Regions from separate parts of the Homo sapiens genome. Here region 2 is linked to region 1. Evidence: read pairs that join two places in POLR2A ChIA-PET (ENCODE). Cell type or tissue: B cell. All regions are shown on one strand. Each heading gives the region's core, and the rest is flanking DNA. Links, peaks and the distances in the headings are about the cores only. Region 1 overlaps SESN3 (sestrin 3). Region 2 has its middle 51 kb from the start of FAM76B.

Region 1 (9,189 bases), core at 899-8,898:
TGGGGAGAGGGATTTATGGCGAGATGTGGTTCTGCTATTTATTTTAAGTTAGAACTCTTATTCTGAGAGTTTTCCATAGAAACACAGTAAGATATGTGGTTAAGTTCCAGAGTACTGTTAATATTACAGGTATGTTCAGGCATTTGTTAATTAGCCTAGAAACCTAACCACTGGGTATAACGTTTCCAGAGGAACATATATCCTGAAATTCAAGTAACCGCTTCACTAGAGACTGTCTTTCCTAACTTGTTTACTCAGCATTAAAAAGGTAATGATTTTGGCAAAAAAAAAAATATTTTTCAATATGTTTACTCCAAGGATGTGCTTGTCGGTTGTGCTGTGTCTAATAGGAAAACTGTGTTAATGAAGTTCCATCCAATATTTAGGTAGGAGTTGAATGAAGAAAGAGATAAAGTTGGGTAATAATAAGCAGGGTGTTGGGACAACTGATGGCCAATATCAAACTGGCTTATCCTTGTTCACTTTGTATTGACCAAGGTTTGGGCTCAGCATGGTGAATTTTAAGTGGGGTGGCATATTTGTTATTATTTATTTTTGTCTTTAAGGTAACACAGATGAAAAAGAAATCATGTTTTACCTACCCAGAAAGTTCCTCTTTGATATAAAATTAGACATTTAATATGTATATCTTAATTTTTTGGTGTAAATTAGTAAAGTAAAACAAGTCAGTCCAGCAAATGTGCTCCAGTAAAGAAAAAAAAACTTAAAACTAATAAAAATAAAAGGCATTTAAGCTAAAGTAAGATACCTTAGCACTAAATTCCATGTAATGTTCAAATTATTTTATCAAAACTGTTTTGTACGTTACTTGAAATTAATGAATTCTCAGTTGGGGTGTGGAATACCTATTTGTGTTGTAGTTTTATTGTTTTAATAGAGTATGACCTATATAATTAACCTCCTGAGATTAATTTTTATATTGTGTAGCTATTAAAAATAACTAAAGCTCTAGTTTGTAATATTCTTTAGGCAAAGTGCATTATTGAACACTCAAAATGTGCATAAACTAGTAAGTATTCTTTTGATTATACAAGAAACCTATTTAGTATTTGGTGCTCTTAAAAATAAGGGTAAATATGGCCGGGTGCGGCGGCTCACGCCTGTAATCCCAGCACTTTGGGAGGCCGAGGCGGGCGGATCACGAGGTCAGGAGAACGAGACCATCCTGGCTAACACGGTAAAACCCCATCTCCACTAAACAAAATGCAAAAAATTAGCGGGCTTGGTGGTGGGCGCCTGTAGTCCCAGCTACGCTGGAGGCCGAGTCAGGAGAATGCCGTGAACCCGGGAGGCGGAGCTTGCAGTAAGCTGAGATCGCGCCATTGCACTCCAGCCTGGGCGACAGAGCGAGATGCTGTCTCAAAAAAAAAAAAAAAAAAAAAGAGGGTAAATCTATGTTTAGGTAGATGGGAATGTAGAAACAGTTTTTTTTGTAAAATTATACAGATTGCTATTTTATGCTTATCAGAATTCTATGTCAGATGCTATTACCTTTTCCTGGCCTTCAGATTCTTAGGCAAGAAATGTTAAGGCTATAAACATTTATAAATCACTGAATACTATATGAATATCTTTAATTAGTTTGTGTATTTTGGAAACATTAAGTGCTCTCACCTGTTAGGCACTGAACAGACTTAGAATGAGAACATCAGAGTTTTTACCTACGTAGCGTGATGACTTGCAACTTATGCCTGGGTCTCTTAGAGATCTTCAAGGTTATGCCTCCCAGTTGACACTACAGTCAAGAGTAGGATTTGGTAAACTTTCTGTAAAGGGCTGGGTAATAATATTTTGGGCTTACAGGCCATACACATAAGCACAGTAGTTCTTCTATAGTAAGTAATTGTAAAGCTTTGAACTAATTGTCTTATTGTCTTAAAATCCTAATTCTCTACCTACCTTCCCCAACCAACATTAGCATAGTGGTGCTCAAGAAATGTGTCATGTAATAAATGAACCTACACTTACTCCAGAGGGGACAAAGGTGGTACCTGATGCAGGAATATGTGAGTGTTGGTGTTGGAGAGTGTTGTGAGAGGAAGATTATTCAGCAGAAACAAACCCTTCCTCTGATGAGCAGAAGTGGTGGATGTCAGTAATTTAAAAATGGAAAATCAAGTCATTCAGAATACTTTTTATAGGGATAATCTTTTAAAATTGCACACTGAGCATTTAATCAATGTAAGTAATATGGCACCATTATCTAGGTTGCACATTTGTGAAAGCATCAGTATATGATGCGTTCCATGGTTGGGATCTAATGATACCCAGATCAAGCCATGACATAACTAGTGCAGTGTGCAAGATTCAAGCCCTATTCAGTCAGAATTCTTCCTTTGAAATGAGGATTGACAATTAAGCTTTTTTTTTTTTTTTTTAAACGGAGTCTGGCTCTTGTCGCCCAGGCTGGAGTGCAGCAACACCATCTCAGCTCACTGCAACCTCCACCTCCCGGGTTCAAGCAATTCTCCTGCCTCAGCCTCCCAAGTAGCTGGGATTACAGGTGCCCACCACCGTGCCCGGCTAATTTTTGTATTTTTAGTAGAGACGGGGATTTCACCATGTTGGCGAGGCTGGTCTTGAACTCCTGACCTCAAGTGATCCACCCACCTTGGCCTCCCAAAGTGCTGGGATTACTGGCATGAGCTACAGTGGCTGACAGTTAAGTAGTTTAATAATGTATGCTTCAAATTATATTTGACAGGGAGTCCCCTGACTAACTCTTGTTATAGTTGTGCAGTTTTATGATTACATATGGGAGAATTAAATGCACAAAAAGCATACATTGATATGGGTGACCTTTCTTATCTGTCTTTTATCTTGTGAAGTATCACTAGTCTAAACACATGTGGTTTTAAAAAACAAATTCACATGATGTATAAGCATATAGTAGTGGAAAATATTTTACTTTTTTTTTTTTTTTTGAGACAGAGTCTTGCTCTGTTGTCCAGGCTGGAGTGCAGTGACATGATCGTGGCTCACTGCAACCCCCACCTCCAGGGTTCAAGCGATTCTCCTGCCTCAGCCTCCTGAGAAGCTGGGAGTACAGGCATGCACCACCACACCCAGCTAGTTTTTGTATTTTTAGTAGAGACAGGGTTTCACCATATTAGTCAGGCTGGTCTCGAACTCCTGACCTCATAATCCACCTGCCTCAGCCTCCCAAAGTGCTGGGATTACAGGTGTGAGCCACTATGCCTGGCCAGTATTTTACTCTTAATTGATGTTAAACTTTTAAACTACAAGACATCTGTGTGGTTTTTTTTTTTTATCTTGCCTCCTTTACTAATTATTGCTAATATCTATGTGATTTTATCTTACTTCCTTTACTAATTATTAGATTTTTATTAGAGCTGTTGTGGAAAACATATTTGTCACAGTGGAAAATGGAATGAATTGATAATAAGCACCTCAATGATATAACTCCATTTGTAGTTAGATATAGATTATTTATAGAAACAATTGGATTTTTAAAAACACTGAATAAGAAATTACCTAGAATGTTGCCATCAATGTGCTGAAGCATTTCATTTTTCATTTTAGAGTGCTACTAAAATTTGAACTCATTGTGACAGTGTATATTTAGTAAATTTTGCATTTAATAAACTACTGTGTTATCATTCATAAAAAGTGCCATGATATCACAAAAATGAAGTAATATGTCCTCTAGCAGTCCTAACCTGTCCATTTCCTTTTCAGTGATAGGTATACATTACATGACTGTCAAAGAGGAGTCCATTGTTACTATAAAAGGCCATTTCTTTTTGTTCTACCTTTATAGTCATCTTAACACATTTTATTGTTTATGGATCATCAACTATTTGACAGAAGGTGTAGAGCACTTAGAAACTAAAATGCAGTGTGCTGTCTATTGTATATCAATCAATTTAAGATAAAGGATTTCTTTTTTTTTTTTTTTCTTTTTTTTTTTTGAGATGGAGTCTCTCTCTGTTGCCCAGGCTGGAGTGCAGTGGCGGGATCTCGGCTCACTGCAAGCTCCGCCTCCCGAGTTCACGCCATTCTCCTGCCTCAGCCTCCCAAGTAGCTGGGACTACAGGCGCCCACCACCATGCCCGGCTAATTTTTTGTATTTTTAGTAGAGACGGGGTTTCACCGTTTTAGCCAGGATGGTCTCGATCTCCTGACCTCGTGATCCGCCCGCCTCGGCCTCCCAAAGTGCTGGGACTACAGGCGTGAGCCACCGCGCCCGGCCAAGGATTTCTAAAATGAAGACATAAATCAGTGGAAAAGCTAGATTGGATTCACAGAAACTTGATACATACCTTTTCTAGAGCATGTGTGACACATAATTGGTTTACAGTTATTTCTAGGAAAAATTCACATTCAAATACTAAGTTCCTCTTCATTATTTTATGATAGATATTTGTTTGTCAAGGTCAGTTGAATTCATAGGGGACACAGACCGTTTACTACATGTCAGGTATTTACTTTCCTGAATGTCATTGTAATTCAGCAGTACACCAAACTAGATAACAATTTTTAGGAATCAACTCGGTCTTCATTGAATTAATATCTTTCCCAAATTGCTATGATTGACTGTTCCTACTTCCCCTCCCCCAGACCGTAGCTATCGTTTTATTTAAAATGTTTCATTTTGAGAAAGGTTGAAGTATTAACCAGCAAAGAATAACAATTCCGTAGGCAAATCAGTTTGTTTCATGTCTAGGACGATGGTTCTGCAGTGTGGTTCTAGAACCAGCAGCATCAGTATCAACTGGGAGTTTGTTAGATTATTACCCCACCCCCCACCCCTAGACCTGCTGAATCTTTTGAAATTCTGGGGATGGGACCCAACCATCTGTAGTGTAACAGGCCTTCCAGGTGATTCTAATACTCTAAGAATTTAGTACCACCAGTCTAGTAGTATTAACCAAATGCTTCCACAAATGAAAATTGTTTACATCCACTTCAGTTTCAACATGCATTATCAGTTGTTTGAGATGATATTGGCAGCGCCAGTGCTAGAATCAGGAAGATTCCTTTTGCCTATTTTACAAAATGCAGATTTGAGACCTTCAGATATAATATGCTCTCACTGTAAGAAAAATATGTCTTATTTTATTGTTGCTACATTCTGAACTTTAGCTTGGGGAAAAAGGAATTGGGTTTTGAAAGCTTGTTTACGACAAATCAAGTGAAAATATCTCTTGGACGTGCTTGCTTACATAAAAATAAGCGTTTTGGCACTAACATTGGTAGACTCTGGTAGGTCTTTCCATCTTAGATTATTTTTATTTCAAGGAAGATTGATATTTTAAGCTTTCATAAAGAAAACTTTTTTTAATCAAAGAAGAAATGATAACATTTGTCCTGATGACAGATTTGGGATTGATATGTTGTTTTTTAAAAATTCTTTTGAATCTCTTGGACAATATTAAATACATATATATATATAAATTATGGATGTTCTCTTTCACCTATAGTAGCTTACTCTTCAATTAAAAATGGAGTGTCAGAAAGTCTCCATTTGGAGACAGGAGGCCTACAAATTGAAACAGAAGAAACCCAAGCCATGTGTATTATATATGGACCATAGGTAAATAGAAGATTGCTCTTTGAAAAGCAAAGATTGTTTCAGTTAGTTGCAGTTCTATCTAGGACAGTAACTATAAGTCATTTTATTTTGTTCTTTGGTTGTATCTAATTTTGAGGTAATGGGTGTTTTCCTCATATTACCTCTAAGTTAATACTACAATTTAACCTGTATTGATGTTACTTATGTGAATAACAGGCTGTATTAAATTACCCCACTTTAATTCCAAAGTTCCTTACGCATGGGCTGCCCCAGAAGCATATGTAATTACTTAATTCTAAACCATGGTAGGTGATGCTTTTCTAGTGACCATTTTTCTATCCTTCTGTGAGGAAAGGGCTAATATAGTACCTTAAATAGAACTGTCTCCATGGCAATGGACAGTCAGCTTTTGACTTTGAATCTCATGAAAAAAGAAAATTTAAAAAGCATTTTCATGGTCTAAAATAGCAGTATGGCAAAAGTAAGGTATGAGAATATTTCCTGTCAGTTATTGCATGACTGGTTAAGGTAGCAGAACTTTTATCTTTTTTTCTTTTTTCTTTTTTACATAGGACTTTTTATTTGAGTATTTTGAAATGTTACCGAATTCCTTCTCTGAATTAATGAATGATAATTATTATCTTCAGATTGATAGAGAACTAGAGAAGCTTAGATATAGGATTGGGTCCATGCCTGAGAAAAAAAGAGTTGCCTAGCTCTGGTTGTAATTTTACTCTCATAAAGAATAAAAATACTGACTAAATTATGGGTCATTCATAATTACATTTAAACAGAGCTATCTCATGGAACACTGGAAGCAATAACGATTAAAAATAAAAGCTTAACAAATTATGCCAGTTTTTTTTCAGCCAACTCCTACGATTTGGGGTCTACAGATCACCTATCCTATTTAAAAGACTCCACTGGCAGCCTGCCTCCCTTGTTCTCTTTTGCATCCACACTTACTTAAAGGCAGAGCCCTTTGATTCTAGCTGCTTGTTCACCTAGCTTTCAGTAAAGGTCAATGACAGTGCTGTATATTAGAAGCTAGAGAATAAGACCACATTGTCATCGGTAATCTTACTTTGTCTTTTTCCTTTGTAAAGTTGTTTGCCCCTTGACTAAATCTTATCTCAGTATAGGGGTCATTTTCAATTGAATCAGCTCTCATCTTTAAAATATCATCAGTAAATGCTTAATACTCTGAGGTTACTGTTAATGAGGGAATTGGTTAAACAAATTATGTGACATAAATACAGTGGAATACTGGGCAACTGATCTATGTATAGAAGTGGACAGACATCCACAATATGTTATTGATTGGAAAAGACCAAGGTTTTTTTTTATTTTTTAGGACTATGAAGATTTTTGTTTTCATTTAAAAAAAGATAAATAAGGAATCCAAAATTAACAGTATTAATTTCTGGGTGGTGGGGTTACAGGAGATTATTTTTACCATCTACTTCATTGTCCTTTGTTTTTAGCAATAAACACATATTTTATAAAAGTTTAAAAAGCTATTACTGATTTGAAATAATAGAGAAGAAGAGATAATTTAAGTGATGGATAGTACAGAGAGCAGATTCAAATGAGATGGCAAATTAAAGATGCATTGAGATAAAGACAAATGTTCACAGGTTTAATAGATATCCAAAGTAGCTATGGGTAAATCACCAAGGGAATAATAATGTGTGTGTAGGAGGCTAATGAGGGCTCAGATGCGTAGACATAGATCAATACAATCTGGAAATGAATGAAGGTACTGTGCCTATCTATAGCATATTTTTTTATGTTGTCATATCAATCATTCTCTTTAGGAATCTGATGTGCTTATTAATATTTCATCAGAATATTAGTTTGTTTCCTTAATTATGAATTCAAGAGATAGCTGCAATTGTATTGCTCTACTTTTATACCATATGGTAGATAATAAAACTTACTGTATAAATTTCAGGAATTTAAATATATAATCTGAGCACTGTGTGTTAATCTAGAGATATTATCTATTAGGAACTGAAATAGAAAAAGATGGCTACTTTATAATATAATGTAATTTTAGAATTATTTAATTAATATGTATGCTAGGATTTTTGAAGACTTAAAAAAGGTGTATGGAGTCTGTCCTAGGTTTTAGAGAGCTTACTCTGTGGTTAGAGAGAAAGATGTTTTCTAAATAATTATAAAGATAGCTAAAAATGGAAAACTATACCTTTTGACTTTTTGTAGAGGTTAATAGATTATTATGTATCTTCACTTGTGAAAGCATGGATAATGTTTCAGTTAATTTAATACATTACTGTATGGAAAAGAAGGGTAGTTAAATATTAAATACTTGTTCTTATGTTTAAGGCTTAGGTATGTGGTTTCAGTGGACTATTTTTAATGATTTTTAAAAATATATATTTGAATTCTCAAAAATGCAAAATGTGTTATAGATAACATTATAGAGTATCTATAACCAGTTATTTTATAAATGGGTGTTTTTTACTTAAGTGGCTTTACTTTCCAATTTTATTTTCCATTTCTAATAGGATGGGTCATTTGTTGAACAAAATATCGAATTAATGACCTACTTTGAGCCAATTGATAGTTTTCTAAACCCAGCCTATTCTGTAAATCTTTTCTTTAGCTTGTAAGACAATTTCTAAACATGTTGTCTAGTTGTGTTATACTAAGGAACTCAGTATTGCATAATTCTAATAACAGCAGTTACTTTTTTTTTTTGAGACGGAGTTTTGCTCTGTCACCCAGGCTGGAGTGCAGTGGTGTGATCTCGACTCACTGCAACCTCCGCCTCCCGGGTTCAAGTGATTCTCCTGCCTCAGCCTCCTGAGTAGCTGGGACTACAGGCGTGCGCCACCATGCCCAGCCAATTTTTGTATTTTTTTTTGGTAGAGATGGGGTTTCACCATATTGGCCAGGCTGGTCTCAAACTCCTGACCTCGTGGCCCACTCGCCTTGGCCTCCCAAAGTGCTGGGATTATAGGCATGAGCCTTTTATAGTTGTATAGATGATGTCACACTCTTAAGAGCTTTACAGATATTTATTCATATAATATTCTCACTGCCTATTTTAATAGCCTTCTATTCACCCACTGCTGTGGGAGGGACTGCCACTCTTGGGTCATGGGGGTGGCTGAACGTATAATACCTAACACTGGACAGATGAGATCAACAGTGGTTTATTAGTCACATATACTCACAGTCCAGGGGAAGAGGACACTGCACACCATGCAGTGCACTTGGAAGTTGTATTCTGGAACAGAATGAACAACGAGGGGCAGTGAGAGACAGGCTTTCTAGAATAAAGAGGGTGAGATGCCCCAAGTTTCTACATGAAGCTATGATTGGCTTGTTTACATGATTGCATGAACTGGAATACTTTTCTATGCACCAGGAAGTAATTAATGATTATCTGGGATATTTATTATTCTTTTCCACTATAATTGTGTCAGAGCATCTTATCATTTCTCTTGATAAAACTGGGTATCTTTTTCTCTGAATTTTTCACATAATGCAAGTGTAATTGTAAACTAGCTGCTTTTGTTTTTTCCTTTTTTTTAGTCTGGCCAAACCTTTGATATAAAGAAGAATGTTTATAGAGTATTATTTATACTGAACTCTATGTCCTA
Region 2 (9,189 bases), core at 663-8,662, 520 kb before region 1:
AATATTGGAGGATTTATACTACCTTCTTTTAAAATTTATAAAAGCTAAAATAATAAACACAATGTAATATTCATGTAAGGATAGACAAATAAATCAATGAACAGAAGATGGTGTGTGTGTGCTTTTGTGTAGAATTGCCTTTCACGCAGTATTTTCCACAAATGATGCTAGAACAACTGGGTTATCCATTAAAAAAAATGAACACCACACACACCTTACTTCATACTCTTTTTACATAGTAATTTGACATGGCTTATAGGCCTAAACATAATGCTAAACTTATGACATTTTTTGAAGAAAAATATCAGAAAATATTTGTGACTTTGCGTTGGCATGGATGTTTTAGGCACAGAGAAAGCATGGAATATGAAGAAAAAATGGAAAAATAGAACGTTATCATAATTAAAATATTCTGCTCATAAGACCATTAAGAGAATGGAAAGGCAAATACAAACTGGGAGAAAATATTTTCAAAGTATATCTGACAAAGGATTTGTATATAAACATAAAAGAACCTTAGGATTCAATGAGAAGATAAAAAAATCCCAAGTAGAAAATGGGCAAAAGATTTCAACAGATTCACCATGAAAGAAGATATGCAAATGGCCAATAAGCACATGAAAAGATGCTGAACATCACTAATCATCAGGGAGTGCAAATTAAAACACAATGAGGGCCTGGCGCGGTGGCTCACGCCTGTAATCCCAGCACTTTGGGAGGCCGAGGCGGGCGGATCACGAGGTCAGGAGATCGAGAACATACTGGCTAACACGGTGAAACCCCGTCTCTACTAAAAATACAAAAAAATTAGCTGGGCATGGTAGCGGGCGCCTGTAGTCCCAGCTACTCGGGAGGCTGAGGTGGGAGAACGGCGTGAATTCAGGAGGCGGAGCTTGCAGTGAGCCAAGATCGCGCCACTGCACTCCAGCCTGGGCGACAGAGCAAGACTCCGTCTCAAAAAAAAAAAAAAAAAAAAAACCACAATGAGATACAATCACGGATTCACTAGAATTACTAAAATTAAAGAGATTGACAATACGAAGTATTTACAAAATGTGGAGCTACTGTAACTCATAAATTAGTTATGAGAATATAAAATGATAGAACACTTTGGAAAACAGTCTGGCATATTCTTATAAAGTTAAAATACAATTATCATAGGACCAGCAATGCTGTTTAGGAATCTACACAGGAGAAAGAGAGCATATGTCCACATAAAAAATTTTACATGAATGTTCATAGCAGCTTTATTCATAACAGCCAAAAAAAAAAAAAAAAAAGCAAACAACTCAAATGTCTATGACTAGGTTGATAAATAAACAAATTATAGTATATTCACACACTGGATTACTACTTAGCAATAAAAAAGAGCAAAGTACTTAAACATGTAACACATAAATGACTCAAAAATAAACTGAATGAAAGAAAATACACAAAAGCAAACGTACGAAATTTTAGCAAAGACAAAAACTCAACTAAAGTGACAGATAAGTGGTTGCTTGGGGACTAGGGTGGCGATAATTTGCTACCAAGGGGACAAGGGAACTTTTTGGGATGATGGAAATGTATTGATGACTGTGGTAGTTATAGAGGTTATACATTTGTCAAATCTCATTCACATATAAATATAAGAAATAGGTGCACTTTATTGTGTATAATTCATACCTTAAGTTGATTTGAAAGACCACGACAATGCATGACTCCCTGACAGGACCGCTGGTCAGCTAGCAGCAACCATTTTACTAGTCATATAAGTTTATGTTACACTGATTCACTATTTAGGTTAGGAGGAGAATATAGCTCCTTTGGTACAGCGATGGGGGCTTTGCCTGGCTAGAATTTATCATGCCCTTTGAGCAGTGGGTGATGTGATGAGATATCCCCAGGATGAAGAAAAGGGAAGGCAAAAGTGCAAAAGTCTGTCATATGGTAACTAATATTCTTGACCAGACAACACTTCTATAGGTCCCAGAGAAATCTGAGTAGAGGGAAAGGCCAGACAAATATATGCTATCCCTTGTCAGGATTTTAGCTCCTCATGCTGCATTTACATTGTGAGAAGTGAGTTTTAAGAGATACCAAAAGGGAACAAAGCATTAAGAAAGAACAATTTAGGCTGGGTGCAGTGGCTCATGCCTGTAATCCCAGTACTTTGGGAGGCCGAGGCAGGCAGGTCACCTGAGGTCGCGAGTTCGAGACCAGCCTGAGCAACATGGTGAAACCCCATCTCTACTAAAAACACAAAAGTTAGCCGGGTGTGGTGGTGCATGCCTGTAGTCCCAGCTACTTGGGAGGCTGAGGCAGGAGAATCGCTTGAACCTGGGAGGCAGAGGTTGCAGTGAGCCGAGATCATGCCATTGCACTCCAGCGTGGGCAACAAAGGCGAAGCTCTGTCTCAAAAAAAAAAAAAAAAAAAAAAGAAAGAAAGAAAGAAAGAACAATTTTCATGGGAGCAAGGGTGCATAAACTCCTTAGTGTTCTACTCCCAACCTTTCAACAGTAATAGCCCAGGCTTATATTGTGTTCATTGTGTACTACACATTTCTTTCATATATATATATATATATATATATATATATATATAGTATATGTCATATATAAAGACACATGCTGCATACAGATATTTGTGTGTGTGCACACACATATATATTTTATATATATAGTTATGCATCATTTAATGATGAAAATGTCCTTTGAGAAATGGATTATTAGGCACATTTATCATTATGTGAATATCATAGAGTGTACTTACACAAACCTAGATAGTAATAGCCTACTGCACATCTAGGCTATATGGTGGTCCAGCCTATTGTTGCTGCTTGGCTACAAACCTGTACAGCATGCTGCTAAACTGAATGCTGTAGGCAATTGTAACATAATGGTAAGTATTTGTGTATCTAGACATACCTAAACATAGAAAAAATACAGTAAAAATACAGCGCAAGAGATAAAATAATGGTATATCTGTATAGGGCAGCTCCATTATAATCTTGTGGGACCATAATTGCATATGCAGTCTGTTGTTGGCAGAAGCATTGTTATGTGATGCATAGCTGCATATAATTTATTCCTATCTCATGACAACCTTGATTATCACTCCTATCTGACAGTTTGGTCATTGAGACACAGAAAGAATAACTAGCTTGCCCAAAGTCACACAGCTACTAAGAGACAGACCTAAGATTTAAACCTGTAGATTATGGTGCTTTCCACAATTCTGCCAGTTGTGCTCTTAAGGTATCAGCACTTCAGAACGATTCCCCTCACAGGTAGAATCAAGCAAAGAGAGACTTCACCTCCCAGTTCAGATTGAGAAATATAAAAAAGAACCCCATCCTTTATGTATGTACATATGTATGGTGAGTGTATTTGCTGAAGGTAACTGCCTACTATCACTTATTTGATTTTTCATTTAACAAATATTTGTTAAATGTGTGACTTCCAGGTATCTGATATTATGCCAATCATTGGGGATTCAGAAATAAATACATTGTAATCCCCAGTTTCAAAGGACTGGAAATTCCTCCAGGATGACTGTGAAAGGCACATAGTGCAGAGGAGAGTTAGAACACTGACCACACTAGCTATAGGCTGGATATTTAGGCCATACAATATCCATCTACATTCTCAGGAGACTGTCTGCACTTGACTCACTGAAGGTCACACCTGGGCATCCCTGGGGATCCTCTTATCTTTACCATTAAGCAATGTGAAGCCATAAAATGATTAGGGTTGGCAGGCTTTTAGAGGATTAATGTTCTAACAAATTGGGTGATTTTGCTCAGCTTAGCTATTGAGGATAACATATTGTGAATTTACTGAGCTCATCTGTGACCAGATTCCTCTGCAGGGTAATTGAAAGTGAGTGGAAATGGCTATTTATGTATTCTCAGCCATTAGATGTTGCTTTCATCTCTGATTTCTTTGGATGATGAGTCAAAATATATACTGAGATCATTGCCTGTGGGTTCCACTTTGCATGTTCAATTAACTAAGGCCTGTGCTTAGTACTGGACATTAAAAGACAGATGGTGAAGGGAAGCTGGACTCAGACTTCAGAAGTGACCCACCAGCCAAATGGGGGTATATTTCTGAATTGCATCTTCCTTTAGGGCTTGATGGCCACTAGGGGTGTGAGTTGCCCTCAGCTAAATTCACAGACCTGTGGTAGTGTGGCCCAAAGTGTTCGTCTTGATGTTAAGAATAATTTTAAAACCCCTTAAAAAAGAGCTTTTGGTGAAATTCATCTGAGAGGTTCTGCACTGAACAAGGTTGAATGCATTTCTGTAGTGCAGGATTTTTCAGCATCCTGGGCAGCCTTACATGTGTTGGTACTCTCTAAAAGAAGGTAATAAAATTATCAATCTTATATAAGGGCACCAGCACTTATCAAGCACCTATATATTATTTATTACATTAAATACTTTATATAGATTGCTTTATATCATCTGCATAACTGTTCTAAGACATGTCTTTACTTTTTTGGAATGATGGCACTGAGGCCTGGAGTGCTTATATAGCTTTGCCAAGGCCACAATGAGCAAGTGACTTTGCTGAGATTTGAACCTAAGCACTTTGGTTATAGAACCCGTACTCCTGAACACAATGCCCTATTTCTTCTTTTTCTATTTTTATTTTTTCCGAAGATGATCTTGCTCAAGTGGAGACCCATAGTTTACACTTTCAGAAGAAATTCCTAGGATAAAGATATCAAGTATTGCTGGGATGTACCCCAGCTCAGGTTACACACATGAATGGTATAGTGGAGACAGGAAACAAAGAGTCAATGTTAGACATTTTCAACTCACCCTCGCCTGATTCTATTCTCTAAAGTATCAAAGAAATTAATGACTCCTGGAGTTTTGGGATGAGAGCTGACTCTACATTTTTTCAAGCATCGGAGTGACCTTGCCGTGATCTAGCTCATTCTTCACTTTTTCATTCAAGCATCACAAGGACTCTGATAATATCACTTCATTAAAGTCACCCATTTTTGAATGCATATTATGAGCCAGGCCGGCCCTGTGCTAGCTGTTGCATTCAAGAGTAGATGCAGGAATCTGACAGAGATGTAAAACAGCTTATTTGGTAAGGTTGATTAGAGAATGTGGAAATAATTAAAACAAGACAAACAAAAAACAAAACAGAAATAGGACATTGTGTTCAAGAGTTTGGGTTTATAACCAAAGTGCTTAGGTTCAAATCTAAGCAAAGTCACTTGCTCATTGTGACTTTGGCAAAGTTATATAAGCACTCCAGGCCTCAGTGCCATCATTCCAAAAATGGCATCCTCAATGGGCCACCTAAGACTTTACTACTGGATTAGGCAGACTCATCTACCCACCCACCTCTTCTAGGCCCTAGAAGAGCAGTACAACCCCTTCACGCTCCAGCCCCCTCCATACATTTACCCCATGATAGTTGCAGAGAATATGGGTGCCCTGCAGGCAGGCCAGGTCCAAAAGGAGAGGCAGATGTGATGAGCTGAGTATGATGGTTTCTTCTCCCACATTTTCCAATGAAGTAAGCCACTTGGAGAGGAGTGAGGCAGCACCTAGAGAGACATCACAAGCTCCACTCATGCTTTTCTCTTTTGAGGAGGAGAATAGAAATTCCTGCTCCTATCTGGCTGGAAACAAGTAGTGGGGAAATAAGTGTTCCCCCAACCCAAATATTAGTGACAGGAGATAAAACCGCTAAACGTATCTAACATCTCAAGGATCCCAGAGTCCAGTGGCAGAGACAGGCAGACAAAAAGACAAACAGAGCACTGTGAAAGAAAAGGATGCATGAAGAGGGGGATGAAGCAGAAGGTCCTGGGAGAAATATGGTCCCAATACTATTTTCAACCAATTAAATACAAAACAGATATTGTTTCCTTCCCTCTGTCAGGATTACATTTTCATATATTAATATTTCTCTTTCATTCATTCATCCATCAAATGTATATGTGCACTAACATGTATTAAGCCCTGGAGAGAAAAAGCTGGCTAAGATGAAGCCAGAAACTCACTTCCCTGCTAAAAATAAAAAAAATTCTTTTGTATTAATTAACTGTGTGTGAATTAATTATGATGAAACACTGGTTTTTTGGTTATACAGAAATTCCTCAAGGTAATGTCACCTATGGTATAAGCTTTGAGTAGGGGGGATATGCAGTGCAGGTCAGGGGACTACTTAAGCACTATCAACAGGAAGGAAAGAGAAATAAGTTTCTGTAATAAATGAGCTAAGAGCCTCAGAAATGAATTGTGGAGCAGCTCCCTCCCCATTTTTACTTGCTTTACAATTTTTCCCAGAGTCAGTATGTGTTTTATTAAGATAGGATTGTACCCACGGAAGTTCAAATGAGGTCCAGGGAATCAAATGAAAGTCTTACAACTGAATTGCTAAAACACAGAGAGTGGTTGCACTGTTCTGACGTCAAAGGACATGAGCTGGTAATTATCCTATTTGTGAAGGGAAGATGGAAAGATTGAGGACTTGGAGATAGAGAAGCTAAATTAGCCTTAATGAAATATAATGGATATAGAAACCAGGGTATCCTAATATGTAGTTCCACACAATCAGATCTGGAAATTAAAAGAGTAAAAATTGCTATGTAAAATTTCATTACTTGTTTGAATGGGAAAGAAACAAAGTCATTACTTGCCAGTATGAAACCTTGTTTCAGGAAAAGGGCTGTGTGCCTTCACAGAAATCTAACTCTTTGGAATGCTGACAGCTGGGAGGACACGAGGAAATTTTTACTTCTCTCACCAATGCTGCCGAGAAGTTTTTACTTCTCTCACCAATGCCGCCGACTCAGCACTCCTGGAACTGCTCCATGGTTCGTTGTTTTCAGCCATAATACTTATCACTTTCTAGCACACTGTACCATCTACTTCTTGTTTATGTTTCTTGTTCATTGTCTGTCTCCCTCACTAGAATATAAGCTCCATGAGGACAGAGACTTCCTCCGTTCCTTGGTGTGCCCAGAGTGCTTAGAAGGGTGCCTGCATGGCACGCTGTAGGCCTTCAACAAGTATTTGTTGGAAGATAAGTTCCTCACTAAATTCCTCCAAAGGGCTAACATGGAGGTAGTTTCATGGAAAAAAGAAAAAGTAGTTTTATGAATAAAAGGATTCTCTGGGAGGAAGAGTAGGTGGATTTGCAATAGATCATTCTCAGGGTCTGAATTAGAGAGGAAAACATAGCAACTCAACTAAAACCAGAACTGGGTGGAAAAACTGCCTGCCAGGAGGCATTTGAATAAGAAAACTGCGGCAAGAAACTACTTATAAAACTTATCTTTCCCCACCCCTTCTGGCAATTATTTTAAGGCGAAACTGTCCAGGTGATTTTCATTTCTTCTTCTGATCATTTAGTCCACTGTTTTGTAGGAAATCATTGGTTAGCTCGTTTAAGGGCTCCCTAGATCCAGGTGAACCCCACGCATCTGGAATCCTTAGGGTTGTAAAGATGCAGTAACGCAGCTGGGTGCCATAAGTGAGTTTGATGGGTCTTCTTTCAGCTGCTGCATTTGAGATGGCATAGAAAATTGTGTGTGTTTTTCCTTCTCTAATCCTGTAATTGTTTTCACTTCTCAAGACTGGGTTAATTATATAGTAGCTATTTTAGGGTTGCTTCTGACTACATAATGTTTGTGTTTGGTGTTTCTTCATTGGCTAAAAGGAAGGCTTATTCTTGGGTCCCCAAAATAAAAAGGAAAACAACAGAAGCCAAGCGTTTGTGCCATAGTGGTCACCAAATTGTACTTCGTTAAATCATCCCAATGGCTTCGTGGAGTGGTACCATGACTGTAGCTGTTTTATTTAAAATGACTGGAGGCTCAGAGTCGTCAAGTTGTTTGTCCAAAGATACACAGCCAGAAAAGTACTCCCGGTGGTACTAAGACTCATGTCTTAGAACCAAAACCCTGGGCACTCTCTACTGCCCATGAAGTTATCATAGCGCTTATGCAACAATGATCTAATTGTTAGTCTTGTCACAACATTGTGCCTAGTAAATTATAGACTTAAGAAGTAGACGAACACTTGAATTTAGGAGCACAATCTTTTTTTAGACTAAATTTTCTTTTTGTTAAAATAACTTTATGATGTCAAATAGAAGAAAAAGAAACTTTACCTCCCAATTATATTTACAGGTTTCATGTCTTTAAAAATACACAAATCATCAAGATTAGTATCAAGATAAGATCTGAACTATTACTGTTAGTGTTTTTTTTTTTTTTCTATGCTGCAACTGAAATAGCCAGAAATAACATGGAAACTTCTAACCTCCTTTCTCCACTTCACTACCACTAATCTCTGTGCCATAGGAGGGTGAGAGAATAGGATTGTGGTGGGATGGAATTAAACAAGACTCCCTTTTTCAAGCTTTGCTTGAATATTTATTTTAATAATGTTTACCATTAAGTAAATTAATCTTCTTTCTTTTTTCTTTCTTCTTTCTTTCTTTCTTTCTTTCTTTCTTTCTTTCTTTCTTTCTTTCTTTCTTTCCTTTCTCTCCTACCTTCCTTCCTCCCTTCCTGCCTTCTTCCCTCCCTTCCTCCCTTCTTCCCTTCCTCCCTCTTTCTTTCTTTCTCTTTCTCTCTTTTCCTTCCTTCCTTCCTTCCTTTCTACCTTCCTTCCTTCCCTCCTTCTTTCCTTCCTTCCTTTCTCTCTCTCTCTCTCTTTCTTTCTCTCTCTGAACCTAATAGAGCATAAGCCATTAACCTTTCCTTATGCTAATACATGTATTTTGAAATGTTCTGAAATAGCACCATACAGAGAATCATCTACTCTGATAGAAATTTTTGAACGTTTTTCAAATTCTGCTCTGTGTGTTTATTCTAGTTTGCCACAGTGCTGATTGCTGCCTCAGATCTATTCCTTGCTGTTCCCCTGCTTGAAGGGCTGATACCTGTAGGCTGTTTCCCAGGCTTATGTGTCAGTGGGCTTCAGACTGTGTGTGGCCAGTGGGAAGACCTGCAGCAGACTGAGCGGTGACAGAAATGAAGGTACCAGGGAATTTCTCTTTAATTATATATTTTTGGTGTTATCTCTGGCTAGGTTGTATATTTTCCATGGCACTAGCTCCTGTCTGACAGGCCTGCCTTGAAACTGGCTTCTGCTGAGTAACCCTGACACCTGGACTCTAGTAACTTTGCTGTCTCCCTTTATCTAGGCAGCCCAGGGAGAGGAGTGG

Evidence for each region. ChIA-PET counts read pairs that join two places held together with the same protein. Peaks named below come from ENCODE experiments on the same cell type or tissue, not always from the same donor. Only the 100,000 strongest peaks of a DNase experiment are listed, where the experiment ranks them.
Region 2: POLR2A ChIA-PET joins it to region 1 with 5 read pairs; 3 of 35 experiments call an interaction of 5 or more read pairs at or near these places.

What each region holds. Positions count from the first base shown.
Region 1 is chr11:95,210,862-95,220,050 of GRCh38, reverse strand. The region is part of intron 1 of SESN3 (sestrin 3); the gene reads left to right. Among named protein-coding and RNA genes, the nearest start is that of SESN3, 16 kb to the left of the region's middle. In B cell, for the core only: no CTCF peak of the experiment used is centred there; no DNase peak of the experiment used is centred there; H3K27ac peaks cover 3,225 bases.
Region 2 is chr11:95,734,227-95,743,415 of GRCh38, reverse strand. No RefSeq gene overlaps it. Among named protein-coding and RNA genes, the nearest start is that of FAM76B, 51 kb to the left of the region's middle. In B cell, for the core only: no CTCF peak of the experiment used is centred there; no DNase peak of the experiment used is centred there.